Regions from separate parts of the Mus musculus genome. Here region 2 is linked to region 1. The links are chromatin contacts, found by Hi-C or POLR2A ChIA-PET in ENCODE. All regions are on one chromosome and are shown on one strand. The core of a region is the stretch at or near the end of the contact, and the rest is flanking DNA. Distances in the headings are between cores, read along the strand shown.

What was found. Hi-C counts contacts between places; a loop is a spot of excess contacts on that map. ChIA-PET counts read pairs that join two places held with the same protein, here RNA polymerase II (POLR2A).
Region 2: a loop to region 1 is called in a map of T-helper 2 cell, with 2.4 times the contacts of the local background. The contact joins the promoter of Alyref here to the promoter of Dus1l in region 1. A Hi-C loop is called at or near these places in 1 of 37 maps with a recorded cell type or tissue (T-helper 2 cell). POLR2A ChIA-PET finds 5 or more read pairs at or near these places in 4 of 5 experiments (Patski and embryonic stem cell).

Annotation. Positions count from the first base shown.
Region 1 is chr11:120,793,226-120,799,839 of GRCm38, reverse strand. It overlaps Dus1l (dihydrouridine synthase 1-like (S. cerevisiae)), which reads left to right and starts at 3,445. Exons shown (of 14, transcript NM_026824.4): 1 at 3,445-3,697; 2 at 4,117-4,363; 3 at 4,829-4,937; 4 at 5,522-5,572; 5 at 5,894-6,006. The coding sequence starts at 4,127.
Region 2 is chr11:120,595,181-120,601,794 of GRCm38, reverse strand. It overlaps Alyref (Aly/REF export factor), which reads left to right and starts at 3,430. Exons shown (of 6, transcript NM_011568.1): 1 at 3,430-3,690; 2 at 4,029-4,160; 3 at 5,728-5,875; 4 at 6,477-6,540. The coding sequence starts at 3,457. It overlaps Anapc11 (anaphase promoting complex subunit 11), which reads right to left and starts at 3,263. Exons shown (of 3, transcript NM_001038230.2): 1 at 2,925-3,263; 2 at 2,427-2,553. The coding sequence starts at 2,535.

The DNA.
Region 1 (6,614 bases), core at 2,196-4,695:
AAAAGGAATGGCTGAAATATTTCTGAAAAAAAAATTTATGGATGAAAGAAGTTCAGCAAACTCAAAGAGTAAGAACACCAAGAAAACCAGCCAGAGCTGAAGTGTGGTGGCATGTTTGCAGTCTCAACACTCAGGAGGATGGAGAGTTCCAGGCTGGCTGGAACTACAAGTGTGTGTAACCAAGTCCAGCTGTTGTCTCCTTGTCTTTTCTTTCTTTGTTTGCTTTTGTTTTCTTTCTTCCCTTCTTCTTAGTTTTTTGGTTTCAGAGATTTATAAACAAGGGAAACTGAGACTATTGATCTCGCAGATCTATAAAGACAGAGATATTTTTGGCTGGGCAGTGGTGGCCCACACTCTTTTTTTTTTTTTTTTTTTTTTTTTAATGTACGTACACTGTAGCTGTCCTCAGACACTCCAGAAGAGGGAGTCAGATCTCGTTACAGATGGTTGTGAGCCACCATGTGGTTGCTGGGATTTGAACTCCTGACCTTCGGAAGAGCAGTCGGGTGCCCTTACCCACTGAGCCATCTCACCAGCCCGGCCCATGCTTTTAATCCCAGCATTTGGGAGGCAGAGGCAGGTGGGTTTCTGAGTTTGAGCCAGCCTGGTCTACAGACTGAGTTCCAGGACAGCCAGGGCAACACAGAGAAACCCTGTCCTGTCTCAAAAAAAAACAAGGAGGAGGAGGAAGAAGAAGAAGAAGAAGAAGAAGAAGAAGAAGAAGAAGAAGAAGAAGAAGAAGAAGAAGAAGAAGAAGAAGAAGAGGAGGAGGAGGAGGAGGAGGAGGAGGAGGAGGAGGAGGAGGAGGAGGAGGAGGAGGAGGAGGAGGAGGAGGAGGAGGAGGGAAGGGGGAAGGAGAAGGAGAAGGAGAAGGAGAAGGAGAAGGAGAAGGAGAAGGAGAAGGAGAAGGAGAAGGAGAAGGAGAAGGAGAAGAAGAAGAAGAAGAAGAAGAAGAAGAAGAAGAAGAAGAAGAAGAAGAAGAAGAAGAAGAAGAAACTTTAGCTCAAGGGGCAATTGTACCAGGTAGAAGCTCAGATCTATAGACAAGATCAAGAGTGCCAGAACTGCTATCCTTGGGGTTCAAGAATCACCGCACAAACCATGTGAACACTGACTTCAGTTAAGCAAGAATAGTTTATTGAATGCACACCCAGAAACTGGTCAGAGCAAGGACATAGCTCAGAATTATCTGAACAATGACAATGGGCATATTTTTCTGTCATCTTATAAGGGGAAAAAAAAAACCACAGTGAATTCACACACAGGTGCAGGAAGTTCTTACTTAAGATATTTTAGACATAGCAATTCCTATTGACCTTTGATTTGATAGGTCTTACACAAAGCTTCGTGGAATTCTTAAGATTAGCAAACCACATACAGAACATTCAGAACAAAGCAGGATATGTGGTCAGCATGTTCTCCGTCTACGCCAAGTCACTTCTCTGTGTCAATGACTGAGAGGCATGTTACAGCAACAATATGAAATAGCTGGCAGACATGGGACAGACTGGCTACAGCTGTCCTGAGGTGTCAGACCATAACACTGTAAGTGGATAAATGTAAGGGGCATACTTTTTTTGTGTGTGTGTTGCTTTTTTGAGACAGGGTTTCTTTGTGTACCCCAGACTGTCCTGGAACTCACTCTGTAAACCAGGCTGTCCGTGAACTCAGAGATCCGCCTGCCAGGGACCTGGAGGGATTCAAGGTGTGCACCATCATGTCATGTCCGGCTGTGGGTCATGTCCGCTTGTGGCTGTGCAGTTTCTTCTTTCATTTTCTTTGTTTTTTTAAAAAATTAATTAGTTTATATATATATATATATATATATGTATGAATATATATATATACATATATATATATATGGTGGGTCTTTTGGTTGGTTGGTTGGTTTTTGGTTTTTTGAGACAGGGTTTCTCTGTATAGCCTTGGCTGTCCTGGAGCTCACTCTGTAGACTAGGCTGGCCTCGAACTCAGAGTTCTGCCTCCCTAGTGCTGGGATTAAAGGCGTGCACCACCATGCCCGGCTTGTATATGGTGTTTTATCGGTATGTATGTCTGCACACAAGAGGGCATTGGGAGCCTGTCTCGAAACCCCCCCCCCCCAAAAAAAAGAAGAGGGCATTGGAAACCATAAGACTATAGTTACAGACAGTTGTAAGCTGCCTTGTGGGTGTTGGGAACTGACCTCAGGACCTCTGGAAGAGCAACTAGTACTCTTAACCTCAGAGCCATCTCTCCTGCCCCTCTTATTTACTTTATTTATTTTTTATTTTATTTTTCGAGATAAGGTTTCTTTGTGTAGCCCTGGCTATCCTGAATTAGCTCTGATCTAAATCAGGCTGGCCTCCAACTCACAGAGCTGCTCCTGCCTCTGCCTCCTGAGTGCTGGGATCAAAGGTGTGGTGTCACCACCCAGCTTCCTGTCATTTCCTTACAAGGCAGAAAATTAAAGTATCATAAATGGCTTGAGTAATGCATATATATTACATTATATCATTATACCGTTATACATGTATCATTATACATACATATATCATTATAAAGTATGTATCAGCAATTGTTCCAAGGCTGGAGAGCAGGACTCAATGGTTTGTGGAGTTGGAAGTCTGACCACAGAGGGAAAGGCTGGAAGCATGTGAGTTGCACGATACAAACTCTGGATTCTGAAAACTCGAGGTGCATGGAAGCAGTGTAGAAGGATTAAAGAGTGGTCAAACAACTCAGACATGGCGGTTCAGGCCTTGAATTCTGTGTTGGGAGGCAGAGTCTGGTAGATCTCTCTCAGTGAAATACATCACTACTATTAAAACAGTAACAGTTTACGGCCATAGTTTGGTTTCCTGTTTAAAATACCCTGACAAAAAGAACTTAGGAGAGAACTTTTTTTATTTTTGTTTTTGAGAGCTGGGGAGGGTTTCTCTGTATAGCCCTGGCTGTCCTGGAACTCACTCTGTAGACCGGGCTGGCCTCGAACTCAGAAATCTGCCAGGCCTCTGCCTCCTAAGTGCTGGGATTAAAGGCATGAGCCACCACTGCCCGGCCCCATATCTCTTTATGCATGTTCCTTCCCTCTAGCAAGCGACTCATTACTCGACAAAGGCCTGGCCTGCTGTAGCCTTTTCTACCCAGGATCTGAAGTAATAATTCTTTATCTCGTTTCCTATTGTGGTGGTGTACTAAATTTACGTCTTGTGTCTGCAGAACCAAGGGCTGCTCCTGGATTGCGGAGGTGGGTTGGGGGATAGAGGTGGGAGGAAAGGCCTCCGAGTGCCAATTGTCTGGAAGGGACAGCGTGACCCCGGGCATGCGCAGTCTGTTCTTGCTCAACTCTCTCGTTTCCACAAGGCCGGTCCCTTCAGCGCTGAGCTGCAGTTTCCGAGGACTTTATTTTTTGCTGCACCGCAGACGGTGCGGAGCGCCTGGCAGTACGCTTCCGGCTCCGGCACTTCCGGCGGCGTTGCGCTGAGTCTGAGCCACGGCGCTTGGCGGCTCCCGCCGCCTTCGTGCGGGTCCTGCTGGCGGCGCCGCGGGTCAGGCAGAGGCTACGGGGCCTTGTGTGCCCCTTTCTTTGGAGCGTGCCCGCAGTCACAGACCTTCATCGAGCCCTGGCCAACTCCGACGGTGCGGGAAGTAGTCCTAGTTCAAGCCCCGTGGACGTCCGGTGGCGGTCTCGGGCCCCAGCCAGCCCAGGGGTTAGGTAGGGGCAGCTCAGGGGGCTCTGGGCCCGACCAGGAAAGGAGCCGTGGAGGCTGACGTGCTCGCTACTCTCCCAACCCAAGATCCGAGGCGGCGTCAGGCCTCGTGCAGCCGGGTGGTCTCAGCTGTGCAGGTCCCACAGACCTGTTCATCCTCCACACCCGCTGCACCAGGCTGGCGTTTAAGGGGAGAAGGTCCAGAGAGGGTGAGTGGTATGTCAGGGTCACTGCCAGAAAGGTGGAGGGAGGGCACCTCAACCCTGTGCCTACGGATACCTCTCTTGTTTTCACCGTGTTCTTGGGAGAGCCGACAGCAAAAGCTGACGAGAGCGGTCAGCTCCTGGAGTTGAACTTCGTACCCTCCTGGGGTATGATGGTATACCATGGCTGAAATGAGCGCTTGTTCCTCTTCTGCCCTTAGTGTGGAGAGGATGCCCAAACTGCAGGGTTTTGAGTTTTGGAGCCGCACCTTGGGGGGTGCCCGACATGTGGTGGCACCCATGGTGGACCAGAGTGAGCTAGCTTGGAGACTTCTGAGCCGCCGCCATGGAGCCCAGCTATGCTACACCCCTATGCTACATGCCCAGGTCTTCGTTAGAGATGCTAACTACCGCAAAGAGAACTTGTATTGTGATGTGTGCCCCGAGGACAGGCCTCTCATTGTGCAGGTGAGCTGAGGGACTGGGTAGCACCTAAGCTCCAGACCCTGTATATAAGGACAGCATTCCCAAGCTGTCCCTGTCATATACATATAACCCAGGAGAAGGGTCGGGGTCCCTGAAGTCCTGCATGACACATGCTGCTGAGTGGGCATCCCCAGAACTGGGAACTAGCCAGAGTCCCGGTGAAGGGGCAGCTTGGAGGACGTGAGGAGTGTAGCACCAGTGTCACCTTGATCCTTCTCCGTCTCAGTACCCTCCTGTCGAGAACCAACAGTTCTTTACAAGTCTGTGCCAGTGGCTTCTGTTACATGTCATTATAGCTCATATTCCTAGTGGTTGTCATATTGTCAATGTCGGTGGAAAGACCATAGCTCACTGAGTCACCATGGGATTCCTCACAGGGCTGGGTGGCCTAGGCAGGGAGAGTCCTAGGCCTGGGCTGACCGAGGGTGGCATTCGTGTCTTCTTCAGTTCTGTGCCAATGACCCAGAGGTGTTTGTCCAGGCGGCTCTCCTAGCACAAGATTACTGTGATGCCATTGACCTGAACTTGGGCTGCCCACAGATGATAGCCAAGAGAGGTGAGGTCATTGCTCCAGTCCTGTGTTGACACCTGTCCAGGCCAATACTAGGCCCACTAGGCCTCCAAATAAGGGGTCCAGGCCTGTTCCAGTGGAGCCTGGGTATTGGTGCACATGGGGAGAGTTAATCCCTGCCTCTGACTGTGGTGGCACCTGTAGCCAGCAAGCAGCCCTTTTTCTGAACTTAACATCCTGAAGAGTCCTCAGGTGTTTGACTGGGGACCAGACTCTGCTGGCCACATAGGTATCCTTCTGATAACTGTGACCAGCTGGTGTGGGTCCCTGGCTCTAATCCCACAATTCAGGCTCACTGGGCCCCCAAGCACCCATTATGATCTTAGGCTGTGTGGCCCACTTTGGAGTTTTGACAGCAGGCAGAGCTCCAAAGTCAGGGCTAAGAAAGCTGGTTGGTTTCCCTTTCCCTCTGCTCTCCCCAGAGCCTCTGCTGACCTTGGGGAGGCCATGTAGAAGCTGGTGCTCATACACATGGCGTAGCTGTGGAGTCCACTGTGTTCTGAGGAGCTGGCCTAGTAGGGAGTTGATAGCAGCGTGGGTGCAATGGGGGCCACTCTCATCCTCTGCAGGTCACTATGGTGCTTTTCTGCAGGAGGAGTGGGACCTTCTTCAAAGAATGAGTGAGTTGGCTATATACCACTGTGTCAGTGAGTGAGTCGCCCCAGAGACAGTCTGACAGGGCTCATAAGCACAGCTACTTGACTGGGGCTCAAGAGGACACCGATGATCCCACTGGGGGCTCTTGGCCATAGCACTTTACTTCCTGGAAGGAGGTGACTATAGAGTCCCCTGGTGTATACCAACTATCCCCTTAGGATCAGACATGAAGTCCTAGGACACTGTCCTTAGTTCTGTTAGCTCCCAGTGCCCCATGGGGACATATTGGGGTTTTGCCACCTTGGAGTGACACTGGTTCCCTCAGAGGCTGTCTTTTTTCTCAGTTCTGTTGGCTCATGAGCGACTCTCTGTTCCTGTCACGTGCAAAATTCGTGTCTTCCCAGAAATTGACAAGACAGTGAGGTACGCCCAGATGCTGGAGAAGGCTGGCTGTCAGGTGAGGCCATGGCTCCCAGGGTGGTTGTTGGGGTCTAGCAGGCAGCCTGGCCTCACGTTTGAGTATGGTCTAGATCTCCATGACGATCTTCCAACACCAGGAGGTGGCTCTTGCTTCTGCAGCTCTTGAGTGGGGGCTGCAGCCAAGAAATTTTCTTTGGGCAGGCAGTAGGCTCCTCCTGGCCCCACTTCTTTAAGACCTGGTACCCTGGCCTCAGACCTCTAAAACTGCATTCCAGCTCCAGGGTGTTGTCTGTGTGGAGAGTAATAGTGGGTTCACTACCACATCTCAGGCTCTCTAGACATCAGCCAGGGCTGCCTTTAGGTGAGCTCAGAATCCAGCCTCTCTGGAAGCCTGGGCATAAGCCATGGGGGTCTCAGACCTGGTCCTCTTCCACCATGCATGTTGAGCCTGGCCAAATGTACTCTGAGACATGTGGTTTCTGGAAACAGCAGGAGCCACCCTCACTCAGCACCCTGCATCCTGAGTTTTCAGATTTTTCCTGTACTCAGGGTTCTGCCTCTTGACTTATGTTTTCTGATTGCAGCCTGGGGCTCTTCCAAAGGGGCAGGGCTCTCAAGACCCTGGGACCAGGGACAGAACCATGC
Region 2 (6,614 bases), core at 2,181-4,680, 200 kb after region 1:
TAAAACCAAACAAATTAAGGACTTAAGAAACTCACATCTTGGGGCTGGCGAGATGGCTCAGTGGGTAAGAGCACCCGACTGCTCTTCCGAAGGTCCAGAGTTCAAATCCCAGCAACCACATGGTGGCTCACAACCATCCGTAACAAGATCTGACTCCCTCTTCTGGTGTGTCTGAAGACAGCTACAGTGTACTTACATATAATAATAAATAAATAAATCTTTATAAAAAAAAAAAAAAAAAAAGAAACTCACATCTTGCAAACTTGGCAGTGGTGGCACATGCCTTTAATCCCAGCACTCGGGAGGCAGAGGCAGGTGGATCTCTTGAGTTGGAGGCCAGCCTGGTCTACAGAGTGCGTTCCAGGACAGCCAGGGCTATACAGAGAAACCCTGTCTCGAGAAAAAAAAAACAACAAAAAAACAAAACCCAACAAACAAAAGCCAAGAAACTCACATCTCTTTGATTACATCAAGATGATTGGCTCTTGGCTGATCAAATTTCGTTTTAAGCTAGGCATGGTAATACTGTATAGCCAGACAGTTCGCTACTTTGTAGGCTTTTCTTTCTTCCACCTTTTCAACCCCCTAACTCTAGGTAGGAGAGAAAAAAGGATGGAGGGGAAGGGGGTGTTGTGTGATTATATCGTTCCTGCTGATTGGGGCTATAGTTCACTGGGGCAAGTCTGGTCTTCACAGTCAGGATATCTAATCTTTCCCTCTACTCCTTGTTTCTTCTTTGTACTAGACTACTTGACAAATCCTGACAAACTGAGTAACTGGGCTCTGGCGTTTATGTGTTCTTTGAAGAGTCCCTCAGAAACTATCTGCTGCCATGAAGTATCTGAGAAGCCCCATGTCCCACACCTGGGATCAAAGCAAAACCACATCCTTATACCATTTCTGTGGTTTTAAAGAAAGCAAAAATCTCACTACAGTGCACACCCTTAGTCCCATAGCTCAGGAGTCAAAGGTAGGAAGATCTCGGTGTGACTTTGTGACCAACCTGGTGTACATAGGGACGTTCAGACTAGCTAAGGCTATAATGAGATCCTGTCTCAAAAGGTAAATGTGAGTTTTTTTGTTTGTTTGTATGTTTTTTTTTTTTTCAAGATAGGGTTTCTCTGTATAGCCCTGGCTGTAGACCAGGCTGACCTCAAACTCAGAAATCCGCCTGCCTCTGCCTTCCAAGTGCTGGGATTAAAGGTGTGTGCTGCCACCACCACCACCTGGCGTAAATGTGTTTTCCTCTCAAGGTAATCAAACATTTCTACCTCATGTAACACACCAGAAACATAGGAGCCATACAAACAAAAAAAGGGTAAAACCTTTTGCATTCTGCAAAACACATTATGATCATAAAATTCAAGCCCCTTCAAAACGGAAGTAGAGTAAGAAGAGGCTATTTAGATCAAAGAGGAAGAAAGACCAAGAATACTGAGATGCTGAGTATAGCCCAAACCCCAGTAATTAGACATTAGGGAACAGATGTTGGCCCAGGATGCTACAGAGGTAAGACTTGGCTGAAGTGTGTTTATAGTTTATAAGCATCTATTTAGAGTTTACAATTCTTAGCACAAAAAGCCCAGCAAGCATGACAATATGGCAACCAATGTCTGAACTTCAATTTGCTAATTTGATCTGCTTTATTGTGAGTAGATACAAACTGAAAGTGTTATTCTGAGGGGTTAAGGGAATGATGGATCATCACTATGTAGCCTAGGCAGACCTCAACCTCAAAATCCTCTTGCCTCCCTCTACTAAGTGCTATTATGGTCTGTGCCCCCATGACCTGAATAAAACAAGTGTTTTTGCAACAGAGTCTCACTGTGGAGCCCAGACTGGCCACCAACTCAGAGATCCACTAGTCTCTGCCTCTGCCTCTCAAATGCTAGTATTACAGGTGTTTGCCATCATGCTGGATGGGGTCTTTAGACAAACCTGGGCTTGAAGTATTCTGCTTCTTTTTTCTGTCGACTTTCCCCTCAGATAATAGAAACTAAAACCCACAATTTTTTGTTTTTGTTTTACCTGGTCTTTTATCAAGTCAGGGCTTTTCTTTGTAGCCCTGGTTATCCTGGAACTTGCACTGTTTGGCTTTTTGTTTTTGTTTTGTTTTGTTTTTTGTTTTTTTTTCAAAACAGGGTTTCTCTGTGTAGCCCTGGCTGTCCTGGAACTCCCTCTGTAGATCAGGCTGGCCTTGAACTCAGAGATTCACTTGCCTCTGCCTCCAGAGTGCTGGGATTAAAGGCGTGCAACACCACTGTCCGGTGGGGTTTCGGTTAGGGTTAGGTAACTTGTCCTGTTGACCAGGCTAAACTCAAACTCAGAGATCCTCCAGTCTCTGCCTACCCAGTGCTGGGAAACCTAGGGATTTTTAGGCTGGTGGAGTAGGCTAAAGTTCTGAGAGCGCATAGGAAGACACTTACAGTCTGGACAGCAGCCATTAAACGCCATCCTGCAGATGCCGCAGTTCTCATCATTGGCTACCCAGAGCCAAGTGGCCACACCATTCCAACATTTAATTTTCACCTTCATGACAACAGAGCCTGTGACCTGAGGGAAGAGGATGACCTGGAGTTAGTACGGAATACGAAAGCACCTAAGCTCAAAGTCATGGAGCTGCGGCAAGTGCTGCACTCGTCAAGAACGGCATCTTCCAAAATTCCGTGCGTCCCGACCAAAAAGAAAGAAAAAGGCACGTGTTTGTCTTTAAAGACGGCAAGGAGAGCCTGTGGGATTAATGGCACGAGTTTATTTTGCCACCTTTAAGGATGCCTTTAAAGATCTGCACTCATGTAGTCTGGCACGGTGGCACACGCCTCTAATCCCGGGGCAGAAGCAGATCAGCCAAACAGGAAACGAAAACAAACAAAAAAACAAAAACAAAACCTCCGCATCCACGCAAAACATTGGTTTTCACTAACCAGGGCCTCGCTTTTAAAGATATGGAAAGAGTGACTGTCACTAATCCGCGAAGTTAAAGCAGGGGTGAGGACGCCAGCTCGTCAGGAGACCGAGCCTTCGAGCAAAAACAACCAAGTCGGACCCACGGACCGGCCGGGACCCCCACGATCGCACGGTGAGGAGGGACGCGGGACGCGCACACTGCGCTGCACCCAGGCGACGCCCGAGGATCTTCCGGCCTCCCAGGGAGGCGCCCGCAGGCCCCGCCCCCTGCTCGCCCTCGCACCTCCGCGGCCTAATCACGAGGCGCCCCGCCCTTCCGTTGCCTCCGCGCGGGAATGTATAAAAACGACCGCGCCGCGTCGGGCTCCTCCGAAGTAGCGCCAGCCACCGCGGCGAGCCGTACGCAGGCGCTCTGCGGAATCGCGCGCGCCCAGACCAATCGCCGCTCGCTTCGGGCCCGCGACGCCGGAAGGCAGGGGGAGGCGCCGGAAGTGACGCCGCGGCGTGCTGACGCGCGGGCTCGATCCGAGGCCCGAATCCGCGCCCGCCATGGCCGACAAAATGGACATGTCTTTGGACGACATCATTAAGCTGAACCGGAGCCAGCGAGGAGGCCGCGGCGGGGGCCGGGGTCGCGGCAGGGCCGGCTCCCAGGGCGGCCGCGGCGGCGCAGTGCAGGCCGCCGCGCGGGTGAATCGAGGCGGCGGGCCTATGAGGAACCGGCCCGCCATCGCCCGCGGCGCCGCAGGCGGCGGCAGGAACCGGCCGGCGCCGTACAGCAGAGTGAGTGCGGGGACCTGCGGCGCGGGCCGGGGAGGGTGCGCCCGGGCCGGCCGGGACCGGGTGAGCGTCCCGCGCGGGACCGCGGCCGAGGGGTGGGCGGGGGCGAGGCCGTCCCGAGGCCAGGATCTTCCGGGACGCTTTGTCCGGTCGTGGTCCAGCCTCGTGGCGGCGGGGGCCGCTGCGAGAGAACTTGGGTGTCCGTAGCGGAGCGGCGGGGCTGGGGGACTCTCGGGGCTCCTCGACCTTGGCCGCGGGGCCGACGGGAGAGCGTCGCCGAGGTGTCGCGGGCTCCCGGGACGAGTCTCACGAGTGTCTCTGTGCTTACGGTTTCTCTCCAGCCGAAACAACTTCCCGACAAATGGCAGCACGACCTCTTCGACAGCGGCTTCGGGGGTGGAGCCGGCGTGGAGACCGGCGGGAAGCTGCTGGTGTCCAACCTGGACTTCGGAGTGTCAGATGCTGATATTCAGGTAGGAGACGGGAGCTCTCCGCTTTCCTCGTCCCACGCGGACGTGGGCTCCAGGATCCTTTACAGATTGGAACCTGCCCTCCCCTAGGCTGCCCAGAGCCAGCCACTGTCACCCTGAGAGCCTTGGCCTCAGAAAAAGTAGGGTTTGAGCACGACCCCATAAGCCAGGCTGCAGGAAGATGTCACACACTGTGTGTGTATGTGTGTGTGTGCGCGCGCCCCCCTAAAAATGAGTCCTGTCTGCTGTCCAAACTGTGAGCGCCTGCCCTGTGCCAGAGCTTACAGTTTCTAACCTGCACAGACTGGCCACAACTCCGGTCCCAGCATGACCGAAAGGTGCTTGCTTCTCAGATTTATGCTCGATATGGTGAACTGATAGGAGAAGGAAGTCCAGCATCTCCCAGATGCTGAGAAAGGTGGCTGAGAGTATCTTCCAGCCTGCGTCTCTGTGCTGGATCTTAACTGGCGATCTTTCCTGGGTCTTACCTGGGTCATGGTTCTCCATGCCTTCGAAATATTTTTTTTCTCTTCCCCTCCCTTCTTGGATTTTGTGTCTTTTTAAATTTCTTTATAAACTGGACCTCAGAGGCATTTAGAGTTCTCTGGTTACAAGGCATAATTTTGGGAATTAGCTTTGATATAGCCAGAACTGAGTCAGGTGTGCTGGGCCTTTCTGGGTACCGTTCCCCAGAGCCCAGCTGTTTGACCTCCCCATGGGAGAAAAGAACAAGGCTGGTGAGCACTCACAGTGTCTCAACACTTCTTTTTTTTTTAAGATTTATTTATTTATTTTTATGGATTTGAGTACAGTGTCACTCTCTTCAGAGACACCTGAAGAGGGCATCAGATCCCATTATAGATAGTTGTGAGTCACATTGGTTGCTGGGAATTGAACTCAGGTCCTCTGAAAGAGAGCAGCCAGTGTTCTTAACCCCTGAACCATCTCTCCAGCCTGTCTCAACACTTTTTTTTAAAGGTGGTTTCTGGCATCCACTGGAAACTGCTTTAGCTAGCTGTACTCCCCACTGTGTGCCTGCAGCTGAAGTGCCTTACTCTGTGGGTTCCCTCTCCAACTCCCAGCCAGGACAGGTTCCATGCTGCATTTCACTTCAGACTTGGCAGCAGCAGGCAGTAGGAGGAAAGGGGAAGGTGAGCTAGAACCTGCCTTTGCAGTAGGGGCTGTGTCACAGTTCCCCAAAATACTGGGCCCTTTGCGTTGTCTGCTCAATGGACAGTTTTACTATTGGCCTCTGGTATTTAGTGAAACGCAGTTAGTCAAGTTGAAAGTACCCCTGCTGAGAGAGAGTTTTGTAGTTTTGTCCTGTGATAGGACTTTGTGTCTTCCCTCATCTACAGCATGGTGTAATTACATTGTCCCACAGTGGACAGTAACCCAGTTGTTCGCGACAGTTGCTGTCTCCCCTTCCCTCAGCTCTTAATCTCCACTGCCTTGCCTTCTTCCTGGGTGGCTGTCAGTCAAGTACCTCTAAAGCATAAGGACTTACAGCAAGTGTTGCTGAGCTACAAGAAGGAAATTGGCTTAATTGCTAATTTTTACCCCTTCCCAGGAACTCTTTGCTGAATTTGGGACATTGAAAAAAGCTGCTGTGCACTATGATCGCTCTGGACGAAGTTTAGGGACAGCAGATGTGCACTTTGAACGGAAAGCAGATGCCCTGAAGGCTATGAAACAGTACAATGGTGTCCCTTTGGATGGTGAGTCTGGGACTGGGCCCTGGATGCCTGTGGGGCGTGTGGAGTTTGGGGCTGGCACCTCTCCCTGTAGGAATCTGGGCTGCCCCCCCCCCCTTGGCTGAGGATACTTTGCATTTGCCCCTTTGTCTCTCTCTTCCATTCTGCCACCTCTCATGCTGCCCCACACATCTGGACCAACCTCTTGTGAACCCCCATCCAGCAAGCTACATCCCTCCCCTCCTTGAGCTCCTTCCGGAAGATTCACTTCTGTGAAGCCTTCTCAGAACCGCCATAGTACAACCTGAGTGCGGGGCTGTAGTCGTAAAGACAAAGGTACCTGTTCTTCTTCCGTCAGGTCACCCACACCTGTCTGCCCATGAGCACCCTGAACACCTGACCAAACAGCCCTCCTAGCCTGAACTGAGAAGGAGTGAGGAGGTGTTGGTGGGGTTATTATTATTGCACTTTATTTTCCCACCAGGCTCTCCAGGCCATTTACCTTGTTGGGGGCATTGGAGACACACAGAGCCCTTTCCAGAGCTTGCATGGAGATCAGGGTGTGGTGCCCTCTGAGTCAGCTTCAGAGCCTCTGGAGTGAGACTTCTTGTGTTCTTTACCATAGGCCGCCCTATGAACATCCAGCTTGTCACATCACAGATTGATACACAGCGAAGACCTGCACAGAGGTGAGTTCTGTGGTCCTCGGATGGGGAAAGAGACCTGTGGTTTATGATAGTGCCACCCTCAAGGCCTTGCCAGA